5 separate regions of the Mus musculus genome follow, and regions 1, 2, 4 and 5 are each linked to region 3. The links are chromatin loops, found by intact Hi-C in ENCODE. Cell type or tissue: heart. All regions are shown on one strand.

The links. Hi-C counts contacts between places; a loop is a spot of excess contacts. Peaks named below come from ENCODE experiments on the same cell type or tissue, not always from the same donor. Only the 100,000 strongest peaks of a DNase experiment are listed, where the experiment ranks them.
Region 1: a loop joins it to region 3, with 9 times the contacts of the local background. A loop is called at or near these places in 14 of 42 quality-filtered maps.
Region 2: it touches region 3 in a loop (2.0-fold over the local background); 4 of 42 quality-filtered maps call a loop at or near these places.
Region 4: it touches region 3 in a loop (2.5-fold over the local background); 5 of 42 quality-filtered maps call a loop at or near these places.
Region 5: a loop joins it to region 3, with 9 times the contacts of the local background. A loop is called at or near these places in 38 of 42 quality-filtered maps.

What each region holds. Positions count from the first base shown.
Region 1 is chr10:95,487,955-95,492,954 of GRCm38, forward strand. It overlaps Mrpl42 (mitochondrial ribosomal protein L42), which reads right to left. Exons shown (of 6, transcript NM_001359476.1): 5 at 2,292-2,458. Among named protein-coding and RNA genes, the nearest start is that of Mrpl42, 11 kb to the right of the region's middle. In heart, a CTCF peak has its summit at 1,896 (motif pointing right); no DNase peak of the experiment used is centred here.
Region 2 is chr10:95,086,315-95,091,314 of GRCm38, forward strand. No RefSeq gene overlaps it. Among named protein-coding and RNA genes, the nearest start is that of Gm29684, 57 kb to the right of the region's middle. In heart, CTCF peaks have their summits at 2,006 and 3,896 (motif pointing right); no DNase peak of the experiment used is centred here; H3K27me3 peaks cover 449 bases.
Region 3 is chr10:95,892,999-95,897,998 of GRCm38, forward strand. It overlaps Gm33377 (a long non-coding RNA gene), which reads left to right. Exons shown (of 5, transcript XR_380700.2): 4 at 1,203-1,291; 5 at 3,714-3,813. Among named protein-coding and RNA genes, the nearest start is that of Gm24433, 3.1 kb to the right of the region's middle. In heart, a CTCF peak has its summit at 1,942 (motif pointing left); a DNase peak (open chromatin) is centred at 1,913; H3K4me3 peaks cover 920 bases; H3K27ac peaks cover 847 bases.
Region 4 is chr10:95,498,942-95,503,941 of GRCm38, forward strand. Mrpl42 (mitochondrial ribosomal protein L42) reads right to left here and starts at 3,008. Exons shown (of 6, transcript NM_001359476.1): 1 at 2,965-3,008; 2 at 1,442-1,581. The coding sequence starts at 1,508. In heart, a CTCF peak has its summit at 2,958; a DNase peak (open chromatin) is centred at 3,030; H3K4me3 peaks cover 1,843 bases; H3K27ac peaks cover 1,281 bases.
Region 5 is chr10:95,547,952-95,552,951 of GRCm38, forward strand. Nudt4 (nudix (nucleoside diphosphate linked moiety X)-type motif 4) reads right to left here. Exons shown (of 5, transcript NM_027722.5): 2 at 4,535-4,645; 3 at 3,498-3,542; 4 at 1,825-1,909; 5 at 1-1,539. The coding sequence ends at 1,337. Among named protein-coding and RNA genes, the nearest start is that of Mir3058, 8.9 kb to the right of the region's middle. In heart, CTCF peaks have their summits at 2,700 (motif pointing right) and 3,921 (motif pointing right); no DNase peak of the experiment used is centred here.

The DNA of each region.
Region 1 (5,000 bases), 410 kb before region 3:
GTAGAGCTCCACGGAACAACACACTGCCCAGCATGTTGGGCCCTCGGGCTGATCCCTAGCAGTGCAAGAGAAGACATAAGGAGTTTGGGGGAGGGGAGGGTGAGATTGGGACTACAGCTCAGAGCTCAAAGACTGCCTCTAATTCACAAGGCCCTGAGTTCAATTCCAACAATACAAAAATAAATATATAAATAAGCAAGTAAATAAAGCAAACATGCTTTTATTTAAATGGGGTGTAGGGGTGGTGAAATGGCCTTGTCATCAAGCCTCAAGACCTAAGTTTGATCTTTGGAACCCCATATGAAAGGTGATCACCAACTCCCCAAGTTGTCCTCCAACTGGCCCATGCTTCCCCCACCACAAATAATCAAATAAATGTAATAAAATTGTATTTGTAAAGAGGATAAGCTGGGCAGTGGTGGCGCACACATTTAATCCCAGCACTTGGGAGGCAGAGGCAGGTGGATTTCTGAGTTCCAGGCCAGCCTGGTCTACAGAGTGAGTTCTAGGACAGCTAGGGCTACAAAGAGAAATCCTGTCTTGAAAAAAACAAGAAAAAGAAAGAAAGAAAGAAAGAAAGAAAGAAAGAAAGAAAGAAAGAAAGAAAGAAAGAAAGAAAGAAAGAAAGAAAGAAAGAGAGAGAGAAAGGAAGAAAGGAAGGAAGGATAAATAAACAAAGGAACAAGTAAATAGGGCTGGTGAGATGGCTCAGTGGGTAAGAGCACTGACTCCTTTTCCAAAGGTCCTAAGTTCAAATCCCAGCAACCACATGGTGGCTTATAACCACCCATCACCCATTATGAGATCTGACACCCTGCATCTGAAGTCAGCTACAATGTACTTATATATAAATAAATCTAAAACAAAACAAAACAAAACAAAACCAAAAAAAAACCAACCCAAGTAAATAGAAAGGCCTGGGAGCTGCCTCAATTAAAGTGTCTTCCATGGAAGTATGAAGACCAGAGTTCAAATCCCAGCACCTATGTAAAAGGCAGCCTGTAAGGCAGTGGACACGCATAATCCCAGAACTGAGGAGGCAGAAGCAGGGGCATCCCAGGCCATGCTGGCCAATCGGTCTGTGTAATCAGTGAGATCAGGTTCAAGAGAATGGCCCTGTGCTCAAGAGCACTGGCAGTTCTTCTAGAGGACTTGGGTTCAAGTCCCAGCACCCTCTTGGTGGCTCACAACCATCTCTAAATCCAGTTGTAGGAGATGCAATGCCTCGCCTCCTGAGGCACTGCACACATGTGGTGCACACACTTGTAAGTAGGCAAAACGTGGACATAAATAAAAATAAATAGATCTTTAAAAGTAAGTAAATAGGGTGGGGGGTGGCGACGACAGTAAATAAGGTAAAGAGTGGCTGAGGAGGGCACGCAGCATTCACCTCTGGCTCCCATGTTCACGCACACTAGCACAAAAATGCGCACACACAAAGACAGACTAACTTAATCACACAAGGAAAGGGAAACTAAGGCCATAGTCAGACACAGGACAAGAATAACACAATGTGCTGGGCAGTGATGGTGCACACCTTCAGCACTTGGAGGCGGAAAAATCTCTGAGTTCGAGGCCAGCCTGGCCTACACAGTGAGTTCCAGGACAGACAGGACTACATAGTAAGACCCTGTCTCGAAACACAAAAAGAAAAAAAGAAGGGAGGGAGGGAGGGAGAAAAACACTATGTGAGCATTGTAAACAGAACTGCAAGTAGTTTTTATAGGAATTAAGGAGATTTACTGACCAATCAGCCTGCACAATTGGGGAGAGGGGGATAATAATTCAAAACTCTGTTAGAAATGGATAAAGGGTGTCTGCAGAGATGGCTCAGAGGTTAAGAGCACTTGCTGCTATTGCAGAAGATACAGGTCCTGTTCCCAGTGGCCACAGGGTGGCACCAGTTCCAGGGGATCTGGTGTACTCCCCAGGTCTCCGGGGGCAAACACATGTAGTGTACTTACACAGACACAAATCACTCATACACGCAAGATAAGGAAATAAATAAACCTTTAGAATAAAGAAATGGGTAAAGTGCTCAGAATAAGATCAGTAATTATCAGGAAAGAAAATGTAAAAACTGTAATAAAGGACTAGCACAAGCCAGCAGAATTTCAGAAAGACTTGCATTAATAAAGTGTTAATGTTGCTTGAACTCCAGGATATGCAGACTGAGAAATACACCATGGCACACTTGGTCAATGTTCCCACACAGCACCACTGCAGAAGCTGTTGATGCAAAGGCAGAGGTGAGCGTGTGTGGTGGGAGCCGAGGGACGGGATGGACTTACTGTCCGTGCGGGTACCAGCGATGCTTCGTGGTGTAGAACACCTTGCTCAGTTGTTCTATCATGGGCCCTTGCTCCAGCTGCTTGCTCTTTCTAACTTCTAACTTGGCTTTCAGGATCTGCTCGTGGGTTTCCTCATTATTATGCAGAAGATCTGGTTGAGGGATGGGCTATAAAATAAGCAAATTACCAACGATGAAATGTAGAAACGTAAGCCGGAACTGACCGGCTTTGTGATGAAACAGCGACTGCCCTCAGCCATGCACCCCCTTGCCATTCAGTGTTAAGTTACCAGAGCACCTTCAGGTAGCTGTATTATCCAAAGTCGGAAAGACTCGTCTATACACAAAAAAAAAATTTTAGGTTTACTTTCCAATAATAAAAGTTCTTACTCAATTACTTTACCTCATTGATAAGGTACTTATTATTTTTTTCCTATTTCTCCTATATACTGGGGCCCATGATTTTTTTTTTTTTAATCTGCAATGTGGCAGGTTACCTTACATATTATTAAGGAAAGAACAATGGAAAATATATAACAGACCTCTGTGGGGGTTGAGTAAGAATGGCCACCACAGGCTTCTCGTATGTTTGAACGCTTGGTTCCTTCCCAGTTGGAACTGTCTAGGAAGGATTAGGAGGTGTGTCACTGGAGGTGGGCTTTAAGGTTTCAAAAGCCCATGCCAGACCCAGTCTCCCTCTCCGCTTGTAGATTAGATATAAATTCTTAGCTACTGTTCCAGTACCAGGCCTGACTACCTGCCACCATGCTCCCTGCCATGAGGGACTCACCCTATGAAGCTGTAAGCAAGCCCCCAACGAAATGATTTCTTTCATAAAGCTGTCTTGGTCTCTGGTCATACAACTAAACCCTTACTTCCCTCTCTGAAATCAGGAGTAACAGCGGGTAGATAAGAGTAACATAAGGGTTGATGCAGACCAAGAGAATGGTGATGTAGTGTGCCCGATAGTCCTCACGTTCTTAAAGATTCCAATAGATGGTAGTTAGTGACATTTCCCCTAAGGTCCCCCCCACAGGATACAAGTGCTACAAGTATATTTTAAAGAAGTACTCCTTAGACAATTAAAAATCTTGAAGACCGACTCTTATACAAAGCTGAATATCAGTCACTGTAAATGATTATCCCTTGAAAGGGTCTAACAAGCATAGCATTATACTGTACAAGCTGTCAGAATCGAAATGGAGCAAAATAAAAGTGTATGTGTAGCAATCAGGGGCTCTGAGAAGCTCTCACATACATACATACATCTGATAGCAAGAACTAACAGAGCCTCACAGAACCCACAACCCTGCACAAAGTCCAAACTTACAAACTGCAAACATATACCAAAATTACACACTGCCCAGCAACTTCCTGGTTGGCCTCGAGCTAGAGCAGCCCTTGTTACTGATTCCTGTGAGGGGAACTGGTGTGGCAAACTCCTGTAATCCTCTTCAGCTGGCCTTCAGAAACGTTGTTCCATCCTACTGAGTACAGCAGTGTTCATTTCTGTGTGGTTCTAGCAAATACACTGTATCTACTCCTGCTGCTACTTGGCTGACAGGACCTTAAATAAGGTCTTTAGGTTTTGCTATTTGTTACTAATGGTCGAATGTTTTAAGGCAGGCATGTTGGCACTCACCTGTGATCACAACACTGTGGAGGCTGAGACAGAGGACTGTCACTAATTTGAGGACACTCTCAGTTACAGAATGAATTCTACGATAGCCTGGATAACATAAAGAGACCCAGCCTGGGCTACAGTGAGACTTACCTCAAAAGCCTTACCAACTGTTTGTTGGTTTTCAAGATAGGGTTTCTCTGTGTAGCCCTGGCTGTTCTCTGACATGCTCTGTAGACTAGGCTGACCTTAAGCTCAAGAGATCCACCAGCCTCTGCCTCCCAAATAATACGATTAAAGATGTATGCCACAATAGCCTGGCTAGACTTCCCCACTTTAATTAAAAAAAAAAAAAAAAAAAGTTTGTAAATATTAAAAAGAAGGTGTGTGGGGCTGGAGAGATGGCTCAGTGGTTAAGAGCACTGACTGCTCTTCCAGAGGTCCTGAGTTCAATTCCCAGCAACCAATTGGTGGCTCCAACCATCTGTAATGAGATCTGATGCTCTCTTCTGGTGTATCTGAAGACAGCAACAGTGTACTCATATAAATAAAAATAAATAAATCTTTAAAAAAAAAAAAAAAAGGTGTTTGGGGCCAGCAAGATGACGACAGATAAAAGCGCTTGCTGAAAAAAACTGGCGGCTGAGTTTGATCCCTGGTACCCACATGAAGATAAAAAGAGAGAACGGTGTCTACAAAGTTATCCTCCGGCTTCCACACTCAGTCCATGTGTCTTAGTCACTGTTCTTTTGCTATGAAGAGACCCCATGACACAGTAGCTCTTACAAAGGAAAGCATTTAATTGGAGCTGGCTTACAGTTTTAGAGGTTTAGTCTATGATCATCATGGCGGGAAGGATGGCAGCATGCAGGCAGTAGCTGGAGAAATTGCTGAGAGTTCTACATCCAGACTCAAAGGCAACAGGAAGAGAAAGACACTGGACCTGGCTTGGGCTTTGGAAACCTCAAAGGCCCCTGTGACTTCCTCCAACAAGACCACACCCCCTAATCCCTCTCAAGTAGTGCCACCCCCTAATGGCAGAATATTCAAATATATGAGCCTATGGGGCCAGTATTTGGATCTTTATAA
Region 2 (5,000 bases), 810 kb before region 3:
TGACCACACACCCTTCCTAGCAGACACCATTTGAGAATGGCTTGGCGTCATTCACCCTTCAGTATGAATATATGGCTTAGGCTCTCTACAGAAGGAAGGGAGCATTAGAAGAGGCTGACGACTTTCCTCCCAGCGACCTCCTCCCTTCTCAGTCCCTGTTCTCCACACCCATTATTCTCTCTCCTCCCCACCCATGACGAAACTTTCCTAATAAGCTACCTCAGTGTCGCTTTAAGAAGCCGAATAGTCTAAACTCTTCAAGAGCCGCTTTAGTAAAGGAAATGTACAGCCTAAGGCAAGAGAAATCTGGGGGTGTCGACCAATGAGGTGACTTTGGTCAAAACTCCCTTTCTGAGCTCCAGTTTCTTCAAACAAGAGGATTTAAAATTCCTTCCTGGTTCTATACTTCTGTGACAAAACATTAATTTAAGGTAGTTCACCTTTTTTTTTTTTTTTTAAGGAAGCTATCCAAGACTTTCTTCTTGCAAGACTCTGCTGCCACTCACCGATGTGCCCACACTGCCCTCCTCTATTGATTGAGCTCCCACTTCTCTTTTCTTCCCATTATCTGGGTAATCTTTCTTTCTTCCTGTTCCTCTTGAGTAAGTGCCACCCATCCTCCGAGGTTCTTTTGAAGGCTAATGTATTTGCTGTTTATATGCTGACTAATGGATGAGACTGAAGTGTGTGTGGCAGGAAGCGAGTCCCTTGCTCTCAAACCTGCCTTTCTGCTTAGTAAGTATTGGTTAATTGCTGGCACAGTTGAGAGGCTCAATCTGTAGTGGCAGATCTGAGCAGCATCACAGTTGGTAACGGTGCTAGGAGATCAGCAGACAGCTACGTTTTTCCCCTTCCCAGTCACATAGAAAAGATTGGCCTTGACAGACCTCTATCCGGGCAAGTATATTAGGGCATAATGTGGCACTCCAGAATAGTGGAAAAGACTCAGTTCTGTTTAAACATATTTTATCTCATCACCATTCAGTCTGCAAATACTCACTGTGCAATGACCCTGTACCAGGCGCTCTGCTAAGTACTTTACATAAGTCACCTTGCTTGACGTTCATCATAAATCCCATTAGGTTGTTAATATTAGGTTCCTACTGACGCGTGGGGACACAGATACGCAGGGGAGTTAAATAACTTGCCTAGGGTCACTAGAAAACAACAACAAAGCCAAGAAGAGTCCATCCCAGGCTGCCTGATTGCTAGAAGCTGAGTGCTGACCCAGGCTTCCAGCCATGCCTTCAATAAGTACAGGCTCCTCCTTCCATCCTAGAAACCAGGAGAGACTATTTAGAAGACAGGTTATTGGGATTCACAGAAGCCCTACAGACAAACACAAGCTGTCATGGAGCACACAGCAGGCCATGGGAAGGCTCCCGGGATGTCACATGCATGTGGTATTTCCTACAACAAGCTGAGGAAGGCCAATGATGCAGGGCTCTCCATACCAAGGTCATGAAAGAACCCACAAAGTGAACGGCCGTGGGAAGGGCGTGACTGTGTATTATAAAGACAGATAGGGAGTCGGCAGAGGAGGGAGACTGGGGTGTCTCACTGGGGTTCCAGAACAATGGTACTGACTGTATGCCAGGGTGGCAGGGTTCTACGAAGAGAAGAATGATGTAGTAATCCGACGTATGCATCAGGGAGCTAACTCAGTTTGTAGTTTGAAGTTAAATGAAGTGGGTGGGGTAGGGTGCATATGCCTCTAAACCAGCACAGAGAAGGCAGGGTACACTCAGAGCCAGCCTGGACTTCATAAAAAGATTCCGCCAAGAAAGAAAGGGGGGAATGTGTAGCAGGCTCCTCCCTTTCCAGCAGAACCCAGGGCTTGTTCAGCATTCTCTTCTCACAACCATGGCTGTTAATAAGAATCTTCCGAGATGTTCTGGAGAGGTTTTCTCCCTCCTGCGTGAAGCCTGACAGGACAGATGGCTGTCCTGTCTCTGACTACGCCGAGTACAGCACTCAGAAGGGATCAGGTGGACTAGCTGGAGGATGAAGCTGCCACTTGGGGGAGTTTGAGGCTAAGAGATGCAGAGGGCTCAGTGTAACCATGGCTGACAGACGCGCTTCGGCCCTGAAGCAGCAGATCCTTGGAAGGAAACTGCTCGTTGGTTTGCTGACTTGCTATTTTCTTTTAGGATTGTTGCTTCTGGCAAACCTAGGCAGAAGGCTCGCTGCCACCACACCAAAGCTGGTTTCTGGCTTTTGTCTGGAGACATCTCCTCTCAGTCCTGCCACTCTCATCCTCCCTGTGTGGGACACACACGAGCTTTCAACATGCCCACAAACCCCTCGGTTTCCAATTGAGTTCAACACCAGTAAGCTTCGGATTGGGTGGGGGCAGACTAGTGAATTTAGAGTGCTGAGTTCCTGTTACCTGGGAACCTGCCTATGGTTACCGTATAACTCTAATTTTTTCAAAGTCTATTTTTAATGATGGTTATTAAATGCTTTAACCTCCCTTTCAACCCACCAACCCACCATAGGCAGTGGAAAAGAAAGGATACAAAGGCAGTGGACCTGTTTAGAGGGGTTCTTTGGAGCAACTCCCATCTGTGTCGTCTGGAAATTGACAGTTCTGTTCACAGGTTAGCTACAGCAGCCTGATCCACTCACAGGCACTTTAACTGAGACACCAGCAGACCAGTTCAGTAAAGTTAGAGTTAGCAAACAGGAATCAGCAGCGGTGGCATGACCTAGCAGAGACAGCCAGGCCTCAGCCTTGGCACAAGTCAGTAGGAGGGATGGCAGAAGTTCTTGGCTGTGCCTCTCTCAGCAAAGTGAAGATCAGTGAAGACAGTGGAGACACAAGACCAACAAGCATTGCACAGCTAGCTCTATAAGCAAGCCTAGCTCAGCCTCCATCACTGTCCATTGAGTCCTTTTTATACTCCCTGCAAATATGTGTCCTCCACAGGTCTCGCCTCAGCACATGTGTCTGTCTCAGCTGACACCACTCTGCCAATCAGCCCAAGTCCTTGGAATTGGCAAGAAACTGCAGCACACCACCCAAAGTTTTTCGGCATGTTTCTCTCTATGGAGTCTTGACAAATGCAGCTCAACTACACAAAGGAAGGTGGACCAATACATGCTTTGCTAGTGAGGAATCCTTCATCATATGTCCTTTCACCTTCTTGCTTTAGCAGAACGTTCTTTTTCATGTGTCCACTTCAGCTAAACATTCCTTCACATGTTTGCCCCAGCAAAACACCATCCAACCGACTTTCCGAAGAACTCTTACGTTTCCACTTCACTACAATCCTTATGGAAACTCTCTAACTCCTATAAAGCAATCCATTCCCCAAGCCTCTAGATTCCAGAAAATGCTCCCTGCTGTTGCTCCTTGTCTAACGTGGGGAAACCCTGCATCCCACTCCTTCACTGATCATGCCTGGGTAACTATCAGCTCTCTGGTTTTCTAGAACCCCACCTTGAGTCTACTTCTCTGTTGTGTTGGGATTTCAGCAGGGCTTGTTCATGGTGCTCATCTGGGGCATTTGAAAAACAGATGCCAGGGCAAACTTTAATAAGTAAGCACAGTCAAACCGCAACCCCAAGAAGCCAATCGGGGAGAAACACCAGACAGGAGCATTATAGACTACTGTACAATCCAGCAGAGGTTTGCCAAGACTGATGGGAAGTCTCAGGCCAAAGGCAGACATCAGAGGAGTCCTCTGTCTCCTAGGATAGGCTGTCTCATTCTTACTGGGCTCGATCCCTGCTTAGGACAGAGTATGGCCTCTATGGAAATCTAGTGTTGGGCTCCAGAGCACATACTTCTCTCCTGTGAGAGGCAGCCGATGAGGTATGATTTTTTTTCAGGGACCCCCCCACATTCATTCCATCAACACTTAAGAAAAAAAAAATTATGTGAGTACACTGTCGCTTTCTTCAGACCCACCAGAAGAGGGCGTCAGATTTCATTACAGATGGCTATGAGCCACCATGTGGTTACTAGGAACTGAACTCGGGACCTCTGGAAGAGCAGTCAGTGATCTCAGCCGATGAGCCATCTCGCCAGTCGGTCGACACTTTTGGTATTATCTCCAACCTTGAATGTTTTCACCTTGCTATAATGATTTTCCCCAACAAGGTTGTATTCAGGTTCAAAATGTGACAAAGCACGATGCTGTACACTTTCCATCCCAGCATTTGGGAGTCAGAGGGAGGTAGATCTCAACGAATTAACGGCCAGTCTGGACTATAAAGTGAGATTCCGGCCCATGGGTGCTGCATAGCGAGGCCCTGTCTAAAAAGAAAGAGAGAACAGAAGGAAAATTCTTAACAGACAGACAGACAGACAGATGACTGCAAAAGAGCTAGCTCCTGTACTTGAGAATGCGCCTGAGAGAAAAGTTCAGTATGCCTTCTCAGTCAGATAGCTATGTCAGCATACCCTGCTACAAAAATATTGGCTGGCTGACTTAGCTAACGATGCAGTCTTGGTGTTATTTATTATCTTACAAATTTATAACCCCAGTGTTCTGATGATTAGACAAAGTCAAAACCTGACCTTGTCAGCATGCCAGCAATTTATCTATCTTCAAGTCAGGCTCCTGTTAATCACATTCAAGAGGCTGGTGGGGATATCAGCTTGCCCGCTGCATGCAGAAAGCACCTTCAGAAGGACATGAGCATTTGAAGGCCTGCGGATCAGTACATTGTTCCCCAGAGGAAGCTAAGATCTAACTGAAGATTTCTGAATGTGATGTTAGATGAAATAGACCTAGACTACCTGGAAGGTTCTATCAGCGCAGTAAGATGTAACCTCCTGCCCTGTTCACACCATACAAGGACATTCTTTCAGGCAGAATGGGAATTCTAGATATACCCATGCATTAGGACAGATGTTATAAATCTACTAAGCTCACTTTTCCACTGAGTAGATTTCTAACAAGCACGACCAACGTTCGACTCCTCCCCCATTTCCATGATTGGCTGTCGGATCTACCCCTCCCCCTCTCCGGCCCAGCCAGTTCCAAGAGCTT
Region 3 (5,000 bases):
CTAGAATTTATTACGTAATCTAGCCTGGTTTCAAATTCATGGTTATGCTCCTGCCTCACATCTGTGATTACTCAGGTAACAGGTACAACACTCCCAGCCGAGAGTCCTGTTTGCTGACCTTTTTGAGATGCTCACAGACTCTGGTGGCAGCGTTTCCACCGTGCTGCAGGAGCCTCCCCCTGGCCCTCAGTACCTTTCTACCCTCTGTGACCATCCTCTTGGATGCTCCAGCTTTGTTTGCCTGTTTATTCAGGCAATGTCGAGAATCCCTTCGAGGAGCTCCGTCCCAGTCTGACTTGCATCAGAACTTGGCACTTTGGTGCCCGCTTCGTACTAAGTTAGAGCAACGCTGTATTTTTTTAAGAGAAGGGAATTTTGTTACCCTTGTACACATTGAAAAGATCTATAGATGCAATTAGTCAGAAGCACGTGTCGGTAAGTATGAACGGTGAAGGCGGGGCGTGCTGGGTTCTGTGGAGCATGCGCTGTCTCCCCCACCAGCCATGCAGTGCCACGCTGCCACATTGTTGACCCTCGCTTTCACCCCACTTCCAGACATTGACAAGTGAAGCCTTTGGAGCCTCAGTCACTCATGACTTGCCTCCTTTGTTACCTGCCTGATCTGCAGTCTCATGTTGGCCCTGATTCATGGTGGTCAGCACGTAAGGTTGTTGTGCCTGGTAGGGGCAGAAAGGTAGAATAGCTGTCCCCATGCCACGAGGGGGAGGTGGGGATGGTTGTGAGCCACCTTGTGTTTGCGAGCCACCTTGTGGTTGTTGGGAATTGAATTCAGGATCTCTGGAAGAGCAGCCAGTACTCTTAACTACTGTGCCATCTCTCAAGCCCCTCAAACAATTTAATTAAAGCAGTTCATTGGGAAAAATGATATTTTCCTACTCTGTAACAATTAAAAATGTGTTTTGTTGGATTTTAAAGGTAGTTGGGGGAGGTGGGTCATTGTTAAAACAAAAATATTCCTTGACCTTCATTGAGTTTTACAAACTCATTCATTTATTTTAGGTGGGGGGTGGGGATGTATGTGCATGACTGTGGACATCAGGGGACAACCTGTGACAGTTGCTTCTCCCTTCTGACGCTTGCATGCCAGGGATTCAAGTCGGGCTGCCTGGCTTAGCAGCCAGAGCCTTTACTGCTAAGCCGTTCCATTTCCTCAACTGCAATGTACTGATCTGTGTTTCTAGTTTAGCCACTGAGCAGTACCACAAAATGGCTGTGACCTTGAACGGACAAAGAACTCAGGAAGTGACAGTTCTGGGTGATGATAAGACAGGTAGGTCACAGCTTTAAGAATATCTCCCTCCAACTTTCCCTTGAAATGTGTGACTCTCACCCTGCACCGTGATGGCTGGAGTCCGTTTGTTTCCTGGTTAACTCACCCGCTTCATTTCTTCTCTGTGGGCTAAGCACGAACCCTAGCAAATTTCAGGGATGCAATGCCGGTCTGAGCCGCAGCTGGGGTGTGCCCGGTTCACACTGTCCACAGGCATCTCCCATTTGGTTTTAAAGCTCTAAGGTCCCCATTTCCCAGCATGACCTAAGGATGGAATGTGTGTTGCAGAGGCTTGTCAACGTTCTCTCCCTCCAGAACCTGCAGCCTCCCGGGTCCCAGTCTTCACGTTCACAGAGTACTCCTCTTGCTTGCTTCTCTTCCCTTTGCTTCTCTTTCTCATCGAAAGACCCAGACCTGATGCCAGTTCTTTTCCACAGGAGAGCACTTTGTGTGTCTCTAGCAGCTTCACAAATTGCTTTATGGTTTCATTTTGTCCATTAACTTTGTTTTTGAAGCAAACTGTGTAAAAACAAGCATCAAGTCTCCCGTCAGCTACACCGCAGTGCTTGCTTTTCTTTTTCTCAGACTCCAGGGACAGCGCCCTGCTGCTTTCTGTTGTTTTTGGTTTTTTTTCAAAGTGAGCCAGCACCCTCTGTAGGCCAACCTGTGCAGAACGCCTCCAACCAAGTCAGCCTGGGGTTTCTAATGCCATTTGACAAATGCGAGACCATTTGTCAAAAACTATCCTGGAGAATCCATTCAACTATCGAGGGACATAAAAGCCGAGAACTGGCTCTTTTGGTTGAGTTGCAACATCCCTAATTGGGACAGTAGACCACTAATGGGAAAGAAAGCTCTCCCTCTACCCTTCTGTCTCTGCTCACACCCACATGTTAATGCTCATGGTCTTCGCTCCACTTGTGACAGATTCATTTATTCAGTGGCTCTTGGTACTTCCATTGGGTGACAGCCTCCATCATAAGATCTGTCGTGTTTTATAAAAAGAAAGAATGCAGGGATATGTTTGGTTGTAGGTGCGGTAAGGTGTGGGGGAAGGGGTGCCCCTGCGGACGCATGCTGAAACATCTCTTCCCCCTGAGGTACCAGTCACATATAGTATAGGATAGTTTATTCAGGGAATGGGGAGGTGAGCTGAGAGAAAGGCAGAGGTGGGGTGGAGAAGAGAAAAAGAGAGAGGAGAATAGTAGAGGAGTAGAGGCCGGCCGTGAGCACATGGAGAGATTGGGGGGGATGGGGGGAGAGGGTAAGGAACAGGAACAGGAGTAAGAGAAAGAGGAGGGGGCAAGCAGCCCCTTTTATAGTGAGTCAGGCACACCTGGCGGTTGCCAGGTAACTGTGGGGCGGAGCCTAGACTAATTGCCAACAAGGTCTGCTGTGGGGAAATAGATTGTTTTTATTCTAATGAATGTGTAAGAACACTGACCTCTAGATCTTAAAGACGAAATGCTTGGTTGGAGACAGTGTCACAGTAAAAATACTTTCCTAGGGGCTGGCGAGATGGCTCAGAGGGTAAGAGCACTGACTGCTCTTCCAAAGGTCCTGAGTTCAAATCCCATCAACCAGATGGTGGCTCACAACCACCCTTAATGAGATCTGATGCCCTCTTCTGGTGTCTGAAGTCAGCTACAGCGAATGTACTTATGTCTAATAATAAATAAATCTTAAAAAAAAACTTTCGTAGCATGCACAAGGCTGATCTGTAGTCTGTCTGTCTGTCTGTCTCTCTCTGTCTCTCTCTCACACGCACACAAAATAAAATGAATAAGCACTCTAAGAGTATAAAGCAGGTGATCTGGAGAGAGCAAGTCATCAGGGTAGTCATGGTGGGATTCTAGATGGCGATGCTGAACGGAGATGTAGATGAAAGAAGGACAAATTCATCAGCTGCATGTAGTCCTATGACCATGGCCAAACCCACACCCAAATCCGAATTTCTGTGCTTTCTTAGTTGCATCCCACATGCTGTGTGTTGAGTTATCCCATAAGGACTCTAAAGGAGGAGTTAGCTCTTACAGCTGCCCATCACAGACTCTTTAGAACTTTGGAGGTGGCAGGCTGGAAATCTGATCAACTGGGGACCACGTGGTGTTACACAGTGGGGTTTTGTATGTTTTCCTTATATGTACAAAAGAATTGCTGCTGTCCATGACCCATGCGGAAGCAAGGAAATGGCTTCCTCTGTGTGAACAGTTCTGGGGGTGAGGATCAAATCCATGTACGTGATAAAAGATTGCTCTGTCACTGACCTACCCCTTGGCCTTTCATGGTAGAATGGCTGATGCTGAACTTACTTTCTGTATTGTGAAAGGAGTCTGGTTGTGTATTTATATGGCACCTTTAGACTTTTAATTAATTTATTTTCTTCTATTGCTTATTTAATCTTGGAACTCTCTCTATGCAGCACAACCTGGTCTTGGACTAAAAATGCAGTTTTGATCAAGAAGAAGGAAGACTAAAGTGTGGATACTTCAGTCCTTCTTAGAATGGGGAACAAAATACCCATGGAAGGAGTTACAGAGACAAAGTTCGGAGCTAAGGCGGAAGGAAGGACAATCCAGAGACTGCCCCACCTGGGGATCCATCCCATATACAACCACCAAGCCCAGACACTATTGCATATGCCAGAAAGACTTTGCTGACAGGACCCTGATATAGCTCTCTCTTGTGAGGCTATGCCAGTGCCTGGCAAATACAGAAGTGGATGATCATAGTCATCTCTTGGATGGAACACAGGGCCCCCAACGGAGGAGCTAGAGAAAGTACCCAAGGAGCTGAAGGGTTCTGCAACCCTATAGGTGGAACAACAATATGAACTAACCAGTACACCCAGAGCTTGTGTCTCTAGCTGCACGTGTAGCAGAAGATGGCCTAGTTGGCCATCAATGGGAAGAGAGGTCCCTTGGTCTTCCAAATTTTATATGCCCCAGTACAGGGGAATGCCAGGGCCAAGAAGTGGAAGTGGGTAGGTAGGGGAGCAGGGTGCGGGGAGGGTATAGGGGACTTTTGGGATAGCATTTGAAATGTAAATGAAGAAAATAACTAATAAAAAATTGGAAAAAATGCAGTTTTGGAGGACCGAAGAGATGACTCAGTGGTTAAGAGGACTTGCTGCTCTTTCAGAGGTCCTGAGTTCAATTCCCAACAACCATATGGTCGTGCACAAACCATTTATACTAGGGTCTGATGCTCTCTTTTGGCATGCAGTTATATATGCAGATAGAGCACACATATACATAAAATAAAAGTAAATGAATGAATGAAAAAATTCTGGCAGAAAACAAATGCAGCTGTCTTGCTTTAGCCTCCCAATTGCTGGGATGATAGCCATGGACCATCATGCCTGGCTAACATCTATCTACCTGCCTGTCTATCTGTTCATGCATTTACCCATTGATCTGTCTGTCTGTCTGTCTGTCTGTCTGTCTGTCTGTCTGTGTATCTTGTCTCCTTGGTATCCCAGGCTGGCCTCAATCATGATCCTTAGCCTCCCAACTGCTGGGACTGCTGATATGTACTACCATGTCTGGCCTAATTAAAGTTTGAATAAAAGGAAGTGTTTTGACTATTAGAAACTCAGAATATCATTCTCCACAGGCTCATTCTGCATGAGCTGTTGTTTTGAAGGTAATATGATAACTTCTGAGCAACAAATGGGGCTGGGCAGGAAACCAGGTTCCTCCAGGACACA
Region 4 (5,000 bases), 390 kb before region 3:
ATGGCCAGAATGTTCAGTTAACTCTGAGCTAACTTAAACTGTCCCCAATTCAGTCATCCCAAGGTCCTCTGACTAACCTGACAAGGAGGCCCTTGTCCACTCAGCTTCTGCTACTAAAGGGAGACCATTAGTTTTGAAGTTGTATGTGGAAAAGGATGTTAACATTGGTGGCAAAGCAAAATGGACAATTTAAAGAGAAAGGACAAAGAGCATCAAGAAGAAGCCCTCCCATGTGAGGGACATTCAAAACTCTCACACACGCAATCGACATCGGGTGTGGATGTTTTAAAGCTCATGAAGCCATTTGAAGCATCTGGTCTCATAACTTACTTAAGGACAAAGAAGGATGACAGAGAACGTATGACTAAGGTCATGTGACAGAAGGCTTTCTAGAAAAGTAGGATTAGGTAAATTCCAACTGTTTGGTTTTTTTTGGTTTTTGTTTTTTTTTTTTGTTTTTGTTTGTTTGTTTGTTTGTTTGTTTGTTTTTCGAGACAGGGTTTCTCTGTGTAGTCCTGGCTGTCCTGGAACTCACTTTGTAGACCAGGCTGGCCTCGAACTCAGAAATCCGCCTGCCTCTGCCTCCTGAGTGCTGGGATTAAGGCATGCACCACCACGCCCAGCTCCAACTGTTTTAAAAAGTAGTGAGCAAAACAGGGTTTGCCTTGCCTCAAATGACCCCAAGTTACCTATTTATTGCTTTGGGGAGGCAGGGTGTGAAAGCAGCTAGCTGTGAAAAGCAGGATTTTCACATGCTGTTTACTTATGAGCCAAGAGGCTGACTATGAAGCACAGATTAATAGACTTTCAGGAAAAATGATCTTTAGAAAGGAGGCACATTTATTTGTTTAATGGCCATATCCACAAGGGGAAAAAACCTACAATATTAACAGTGATGATCCTTGGAAGATGGGGCTGTGGGCTTCCTTTTTATTTCTAAATTTTATGAACTACTAAAAAAAAAAACAAATTAAGAGGTGTAAACTGTAGTGAGTCTAAATGTTCTACAGGAAGGGGAAGCTACTCTACCAGTTCACCTGAATCCATTTTGGATCGTAATGATAGCCAATGACTAGCCTAGATCTTTCACTCAGCATTTATGCACATCTATATACACAAAGGCACACTCATACAAACACACACACACATCATCATCACCACCACCATCATCATCTTTTAAGCCCACAACAGGATCATTCTGATAAATCAGATTTTCTTCTTTCTCTACTTAGTGATCTTTCCACAATGATAACAGCTTTATAATATTCATAGTTACAATGTAACATAACTTATTAATCCCTTCTTTGACTGGCATTTAAATTTTGTCCCCTTTTTATGACTGCAAATAGGAGGCATAGAGAATAACCAAATGCTTTAAATATTCTATATTTGAAAAACCACAAAACATTTTTAAGCATTTAAAAAAAAAAATCTCACTTACTTTGGATTGGAAGTAAATGCTTCCAGATAGTTCTGTTTGATATCGCCCATTTTACTGCCGCAGCCATGATCCTTAGCAAGTGATTTGAAAAAACGATATTGTGAAGTGAAAGCTGTTGCTAGGCACACAGATTTTCGTTCCTGTTTAAGAGAGAAAGAAAATCGGCTACAAAGGTAAAGTTAAACACTAACATCAAGGTAGGAACCATTAGCTAGTGCTCATCATTTGAAAACAAGGCTTTTAAACCTGGCCGTTCCAGTTTAACAACAGGACAAAGTCACTGAGATCAAAATATGAGAAACAGAGCAACTATTCCGCTATCATTTCTCTTAAGTGCAACTTTCTCAGGACTCTGCACAGTCGGCTTCACTTACTGAGTGCTTAGCAGAATACGTAATTAGAAAGTCACTCACACATAATACACGCTGCAAACTCTTCCTCAAATGCTAGTGAGTCTACATTCTAGCTCCCAAGTCCCACCCATAGGATCCTATCACTTACAGTAATGCTGTTTCTGATGAAACTAAATATTCAACATGAAAAACTTAAGAGGAACCCATCGATGTCACTATCTCATCTCCTGTCACATAACATTTAAAGATGCAGCAAGCATATTTATTTCGAATCATGAAAATTTAAAAGGACTTGCTTCCAAAGACTTTAGTGTTGCTCACTTACAAACTGGAAGATTTGAGGCAAGTCATTAACTAAACGACCTTCCAATTCTTCAGTGGTAAACTTCAAGAAGCAACCACAAATTTCATGAGATGGTGTAAATAAACGGTAATTACTGTGCCCCTATTCTCTATTGGTCTCAGTGACCCTCTATAGGCAGGAAAGGGATTAGGATAGGGCTCTCTTTATTTGCACGCAGATGCCAGACATCCTAAGAGCGCCGCGAATGGCAAACCCTGAGTTCATTCAGCTAGTTATTTATGCCTTGCAACCCACTTTCTTAATATTCTGTGCTCTTTCAGTTTATTGGGAACGAAGGCTGAGAAAAGTCAAATGCTTTATTTTGGTAGTTCACTGTCTAACTGGTGGCATGCACGGAAAGAAAACCCACGTCTTCTGATTACAAGTCCAAAATCAAAACGTTTGTGGGGACCTTCCTCTGCTCCATGCTAGCATACCCAGGGGAGGGTCAAACTATTGCTCCAAAGAGAGACTTTCCAGGATGAGCCCCTTGGCACGGAATTCAGTTCCAAACCAAACACCCCGGTGGGGCTGAAGTTCGAGCAACAGTAATACAGGGACTACCACCCAGGAGCCGGTTCAAAGACTTGAATCAGGAGGAGTCTAAGGAGTCGCAAGGTCAACTTGGTGCAGGCTGACGCCCGCATGCACGCCGAGGTGTGCTACAGGAAGGGCGCAACCACACGCCGGCCCTTCTGCAAGATGGAGCCTGGGGACACCGGCAGCCTCGTCCTGCCTCCAACGACAGACATTAAAGCCCTCAATGCCTACGGACAAGCCTTCCGGGCCTGTAAGGAGAGGGCAGCGGTACCTCCACGGCTACTCACCGCGCGCTCGCCATCTTGCTTCAATCTGGGTCCTAAAGGCGCCGTCCAGCGCGCGCTATACGCGCGCGAGGCACTCTGGGAGTTGTAGTCTCTGCCAGGAAAGTAGCCCTAGTTGCAGAAAGAAGGCGGGGCGGGCAGCTGTGGCCAGGCTGCATTTGTTGTGGCCCCTTGGACTCAGGATTCCCAAAGGTGCCCAGACAACAAAATCGCTACCCTCCCGATTTTAGTAGCAGGAACTATTTAAAATAACATCAAAACCAATGTTATACTATTATTCAGAGAATATTAACATTCTCTAAAATTTATGAGCCTATTGGCACCAAATTCAGCTCCAAACCAAATGGATGAATGTGTTTTTCATAATGGATCAATTAAGTTTTCTCAGAGAAGACAAAATGCCAGAGAATTCAAATGAGGGGCCCAGGACTGATATATTTGAAATGAAACCTAGAGAAGCTTTCTCAACCAATGGATCTGATAGATGTAGGAGCTGAAAGGAGAACGTTCCGGGTGTGGCTTTGTCGACTGACTAGGTTAGTCAACAACCTACAGGAGAGGAAAGACTGATAGAGCAGGTTAGAAGTTGTCTGGTAAGGGTGGGAATGGATTCCATTCAGGAGCTGTTGATTTGGGGATTCGCCTGAGACACGCAAGCGGCGATATAATGAAGGTAGAGAGATTTGTTTAGAGAGTAAAGGTTGGGCTAGATAGGAGTATAAAGCCATAGGATTGAGGGCTGGGTATGGAGCTTGGTGCTAGAGCATGCCTGAGACCCTGGGTTTGATGTCTGGCACCACAAAAACATGAATAAAGCTATGAGAATAATGAGTTGGTCAACACATTGACCTCGCTACTCCGGAGACTCCTCCTGCAAGTCTTTAAATGGCTCATGGTTGGTAATCCCTGTGTTCCTGTTCCTCAAACTTCAGACCCACCCACCGGGGTGTTTGATTTGGAACTGAATTCAGTGCCAAGGGGCTCACTCATCCTGGAACGTCTGACCCTCCCCTGGGTATGCTAGCATCGAGCGGAGGAATGTCTTATTGAGATGTAGCTAAAATGGAAGAGGGCTCCAAACAGGGCCAAGGAAATCTAACATATATCACCTAAGAGGCCACCTAGCATGGGAATATCTGAAAAGAGACAGTCCAACAAATAATTGTTAGTATTCCTTCTAGACTCCGCCCAATAGGTAGACCTGTCTTGCTATAAAAGTGGCTCTTTGGCCCCCTGCCCCCTGTTCTCTCCCCCTCCTCTTCTCTGTCTCTGTCTGTACCCCCTTCTCAACTCCCCTTCTCATGCCTCCAAATTATTCTATGCTACACCTGTGCTATGGCTGGTACCTGGAGGGTGGGGTTGGGGACGCCTCATCATGAGCCCACCAAGGCAACCCTTCCAACCTAATTTGCATGGAGGTCAGTAACTTTCTACACTCTGACAGTACATTCAAAAGTTGGGTCTAGTTGAAATATAAATTTTTCCATGCTTCTGAGTTTCATACAGACCGCGAGTTATAGTTTACTTTGCCTTCAAAGTTCGTATGACAAATTGACATTATATTTGCACTTCTGTCTTTTCTTAAGAGCTTAGGAACAATCATGGTGGTGCAAGCCTTTAATCCCAGCACTCAGGAGGCAAAGGCAGATGGATCTCTGTGTTGCGGGAAATATTAAAAATGACCAGCAGGTTTCCCACGCTACTGCCGGCAACTCTCTGCCCTGGCATGTTTCCTGGGCCTCTGCCTCTAAACTAGCCCCATCAGCAACTGACCCTGGCGTTCCCCACGTGATTCGGTTCACTGCCTCAGTGCTGCCCGTACCCTCTCAGCCAAAATCCCCCTGTGGTCGGTGGTCCCACATTACAGTAACCCAGTAAAACAAAACTCTAGAAGCTTATAATTAACAAGTCAGATTTATATATCAATAAATTCTCAATTCACAAGATGCCTACACAATAATTTCAGAGCCAATTGATAATAATACAAGCGGCCCACCTAGATCAGACAACTTATCCCAATTATTCTATCCCTATGTGAT
Region 5 (5,000 bases), 350 kb before region 3:
CGATCACGCTTGGTTACACTACATAATTTAGAATGAGTACTACTGGCTGAGTTCTTCTGCTTTGGAATCTAATGCTTTTAGTTCTGCTGCATCGGTGGCCCAAGATCTCATTATGGAAACGGTGCCAGTTTTCCTTACAGGCAAGGACCCTTGTCAGCAGCACTATTACAGTTTAAAGGTTAACAAGCGACAGAACAAATGTCTTCACTGTCTTAAGCTTGCCAGTTAGAGTATTTACAAAAGGTTAATAATGGCTAAAGATCTTTTCCTCTTCTCCCCCTTCACTTCCTCCATGAAGTCATGGTACTTTTTCATGGGATGGCCAATTTTGAGTCAGCACAAAGGCGAGGTACAATAATTCTTGGCTCGAATGTTCTAGTTTCCCCACAGTTAACTCATCTGACTCGTCACTTACTGACCCTCAAGACAGTGTCTTAGGCCTAGAACAGCCATCTTATTTAGTGTGACAAAGTCGTCACTGACCGGCATCCAAGGTTAGTCTAGTCCAGTGGTGAACAATGTCTCTAAATCAGAAACTGAAAATATATTTAAAGAGTACTCACCCTTGAGGGAAATGTGGCCCCTAATAGAGTCTATGTCAAAGAAGGGAAATAGCAGCTGAGCGTGCTAAATAGATTTCTATAACCAGTTTCAGGATGAGCTATGCAGAGCCACGTGTAAGTACTGACAGTTTTCCCTAAAAGACGGCACACTTTCACATCAAATCACTGTGGCAGAGGGGAACCGGTCCTAGTACATGGACCGTGACATAATTCTGCCTGTGAACAAATTCTCAGAAACAGGAAGCTGAAGTGCTTTGTCAAAGGCTCCTGGCCCATACAAACACGGCCCAAATCTGCAGTTTACAAAGGGAGAATATGACTCTCTTTAAGTTTTGGGGTGGATAGATTTCTTTAAATACCAAGAATTTTTCATTAATTCCCAACAAAGATTTGGTGTCTATTTTGATACTGTAAGAAAAAAAAAAATTGGGCAAAAAATATACCCAATAACCAGTTGATCTGTCAAAACAAACCATAGAATGTTAAGTGGACAAAAGTGAAAATGTCAAAAAGGTTATAAAAATGAAAACCAAAGGAATGGGGTACAATGAAGGCTTTAAAAAAAATTCCACATGGCTTTGGCATCTTAAAATATTTTTTGCTATTTTGTTATTTATTTTAAAAGACTTGAAAGCAGATGAAATACATGCAAATTATTTGAAATCCCTGCATAGCAAATACAGAGTTTGCCAGCAGCAGTCAGGTGTGTTAGAAGTGAAAGAGCCTCTCCTTGTGACATGTGCATCACATGATGGGGGAGGGACCCCAACCCTCTATCTTATACTGGATGGCACCCCAGAGGGCGGCGCAGCAGTCACAAACAAGGCATTGTTATCTGGGAGGGAAGGGACCGAGGAATTTCCATTGGTCGGAGAACAGCCCAGCTTTAGTTTTTCCAGATACTCTGCGTGGACAGGCTTATGACACTGAAGAACCTTGATTGCATCTTCTACTTTGAACCACTCTCTCTTCCTTCCTAGAGAAGAGTACAGCAGCAGTCACTGTCAGGTCAGTTTAAGAAGGCATACCCTACTAATATACAAGATTTCCTTTCTTTCCCCCCAAACAATGAGTTTTTTACTTCCTAAATGACTTAATAATATGGTAGGGAAAAATCATAAGGTAGTTCAAAAGTAGAACTACATGTTCACCCCTCTCAAAACAGTAACCAAAAAAATCAGTTAAGAAGGAATGGCAGAAGGTGGGAGGGACCAGAAGGAATGGCAGGTGGGAGGGACGGAGTAAAGGAACAGAAGCTCACCTATATTCACGGAGTCTTCCCAGTCTTCCAATATTTCAGTGACAGTCAGAACATAAACATATGTTCTGTGCTTCCGGTCTTGATTCTGCTTGAATAGAGAAAAAAAGCATTTTAATTCAGGGCTCTGGCCCAGTGACCAGCACGGCTGTTTCCAGTGTGACGGTGCATAGTGTAGCAATGCAGACAGAAGTGTGTATATATAAAACACACACCTCAAAATTGGCATTGGCAGGATGGCTCAGCACAGAAAAGCTGAGTTGGATCTTGGGAGCCTACAGTAGAGGAAAATCATTCCCAAAAGCTGTTCTCTAGCCTTTACACGTGTGCATACATGAGCACAGGCATGCACGCGCGCGCACACACACACACACACACACACACACACACACAAAAAAAAAACTTTGCACTGAAGATGGTAGGCATAGTAGTAGTTCACAGCTGAAATCAGAACCTGGAGGACCAAGGCAGGAAGGATTCAGTTTCAAGGCCGCCTGGACTACCTACCTAGCAAGTTCTAAGCCAGCTGAGGTCAGATTTACGATCCTGTCTCAAGACCAAAGACACTAGTCTGGGTATGTTGGTGCACCCCAGAAACCTCAGCATTTAGAAGCTGAGACAGCCTGCATTACAATGATGTATCTCAAAATCTGAAACGGGAGGTCCAACACCGCCAATGGGAAATTGCTAAAAACATGTCACGTGCTGTGATACTCTAAAGGGAAAAACTGCTGGCTGCCATTTCCTGTCAAATAGTGTGCTGTCTCCTTAACCAGTTAAGTTTTAGTTATGATTTTTCTTTACAAACTGGCCATAGTGACAAAGGTGTAATTGGTTTCTACACATTATCACAGAAAAATTTGTATTTCTCACTTTAACCAGAAGATGGTGCTATGTAACCACAGATAGGCATTTTGTGTAATATTTTAAGAACTACATTTAAAAATTTTTTATCTTATGTGCCTGCATATGCCTGAGTGAGGGTCAGGTCCCCTGGAACTGGAATTACACTTGTGGACGTGGGTGCTGGGAGTTGAACTCAGGTCCTCTGGCAAAACAACCAGTACTCTTACCTTGAATATTCTTACCATTGAGCCATCTCTCCAACCACAAGAACTGGTGCCTTATCAATTCCAATACATACACACTTGAATTCCTAAAGGCTTAATTAACTCTTGGTTCTACCAAGAAAGACTGAGCTAACTCTTACGTTTTGATGAGGGAAGACCCCGTACTTGTGGCACAGCACACACCACACTGACTAGGGATTCACTGACTTCTCAACCCAGCCTCTCTCTCCACCGTCCCCTTGCTGAATTCCATCCTGCCTCGTTAGTGAGAGAACACAAATGAGGTTTATTTTAGCATTTATTCCTTGTACCTGAGTTTTCCGTGGTCCTTCAAGTCACTGTTTGTTGTTCAGCGTCACATGCTGAACTAGACAGAACCCAGTCGCCCCCAGATCTTAAGACCTAGATCTCAGACTGCTAAAGATGCTGCCTATGCCCATGTGGCCAGTCTTTGTGTGAGCTCTACTCCACGGTCAGACATGGGTAACTACCCAGCCTCCCCCGATGCTAACCAGTGGCCTGCCTGCTGGTCGTTTTAGAGGAACCTGGTGCAGGCTGCTGTTAGGAAGAATCAGGAATCAAAGTGAGGGCTATTTTGTGACTCACCTCAAATATTCCGAGCAGTCTGCCTAGCTTTCCTTTGACTCCAGCCTATTAAAAAAGAAACAGGCTAGGTAAGTAAAATGCTTATCTTCATAATGATTCATTATAAGCTATGTTTTGTTTCAACTTCTGAATCTAAATAGTTCAGGCGTTCCCTAGCAAGTTAGCTGTCTAATTGTAAATTTCTTGGCCATACCAAGACTCACTGCCTATGTATAGAATAATGGCTCAATTCACACACAAATCCCAATTGCCTGGATTGATTAGATGACTTTCATTTAAAAAGAAATGACATGGGTGATAAAAAATGAACTTCTTATCAAACTGAAGGAAAACAATTTTCTGTATGAACTAACAGACTCCCCCCACTTCTCAATTTTTAAAAATTTTCATTTATTGTATGAGCACTTTGCTGCATAGACATCCTTAGGCCAGAAGAGGGCATCAGATCCCCTTATAGATGGTTGTGAGTCACCATGGGACAGTTGGGGATTGAACTCAGAACCTCTGGAGAAACAGCTGAGCCATCTCTCCAGCCCAACTATACCTTCTTACAAACCTGCCTTCTTTTCCAGGCAAGAGCTACAATTCTCTAGCCACCATTCAAAGGGTCCTGATTCCTCACCCCTGTTACTATAGCAACAGCAGCAATGGCAGTGCTTCCTGTCAGTGAAGCTGGGAAGCATTTCCCCCAGGAAGCCCATCTCCCAAGACTAAAACCTTCCTGAATGTACCCGGAAGCCCAGTGACAGAGTCTAGCATATACTACACACTTCTACCTTACATGGTCTCATCTGAGTGTAAAGCCAAGTTCCAATCCTGAGGGAAGGGACAATCAGGCCACTTGAGATTTTGTGCATGAAGGTGTGACACCTTTTATTATTGAATTTTAAGGCAGTTTGAATGTAATCTAGACAATCCTTATAAACATTGCAGAAGAGAACACTTCTGTCAACTGCCTGCTTGCATTTGCTCAGGATTACCTGGCAAAAAGCCAGAAGACCCTCCTGTAAAACCCCTCAAGACAGCCTTCATCTCACCTCTTCATACACTTCCCTCACAGCAGCACCGCCAGGCTCCTCCTCCGGCTCCATCCCTCCTCCTGGGACAATCCATTGGTCTGGGTACCGACTGCTACTCACCAGCAGCACCTGTAGAACCCATAGTAGCCACAGACTTAGGCACTAAGACACAGATAGCATTTTCATGGCTGTTGCTGGACTCTGGATTAATCCACTCTGAAATCTCACTGAAATTATTAAGGGCACACATCAACAGGATACAGACTGACATCACTAAACCATCCTACTTCTGCAGACTCATTTATATTGGGGTGTGTGACTTTGGCTAGCCTGGAACTCTGGCTCCTCTGGGATTATTTAAACTACCAGATTTAAGAAGTGCAGTTTTTGAAGGGCAGTGGTGGTGCACGCCTTTAATCCCAGCACTATGGGAAGCAGAGGCAGGCAGATTTCCGAGTTCCAGACCAGCTTGGTCTACAGAGTG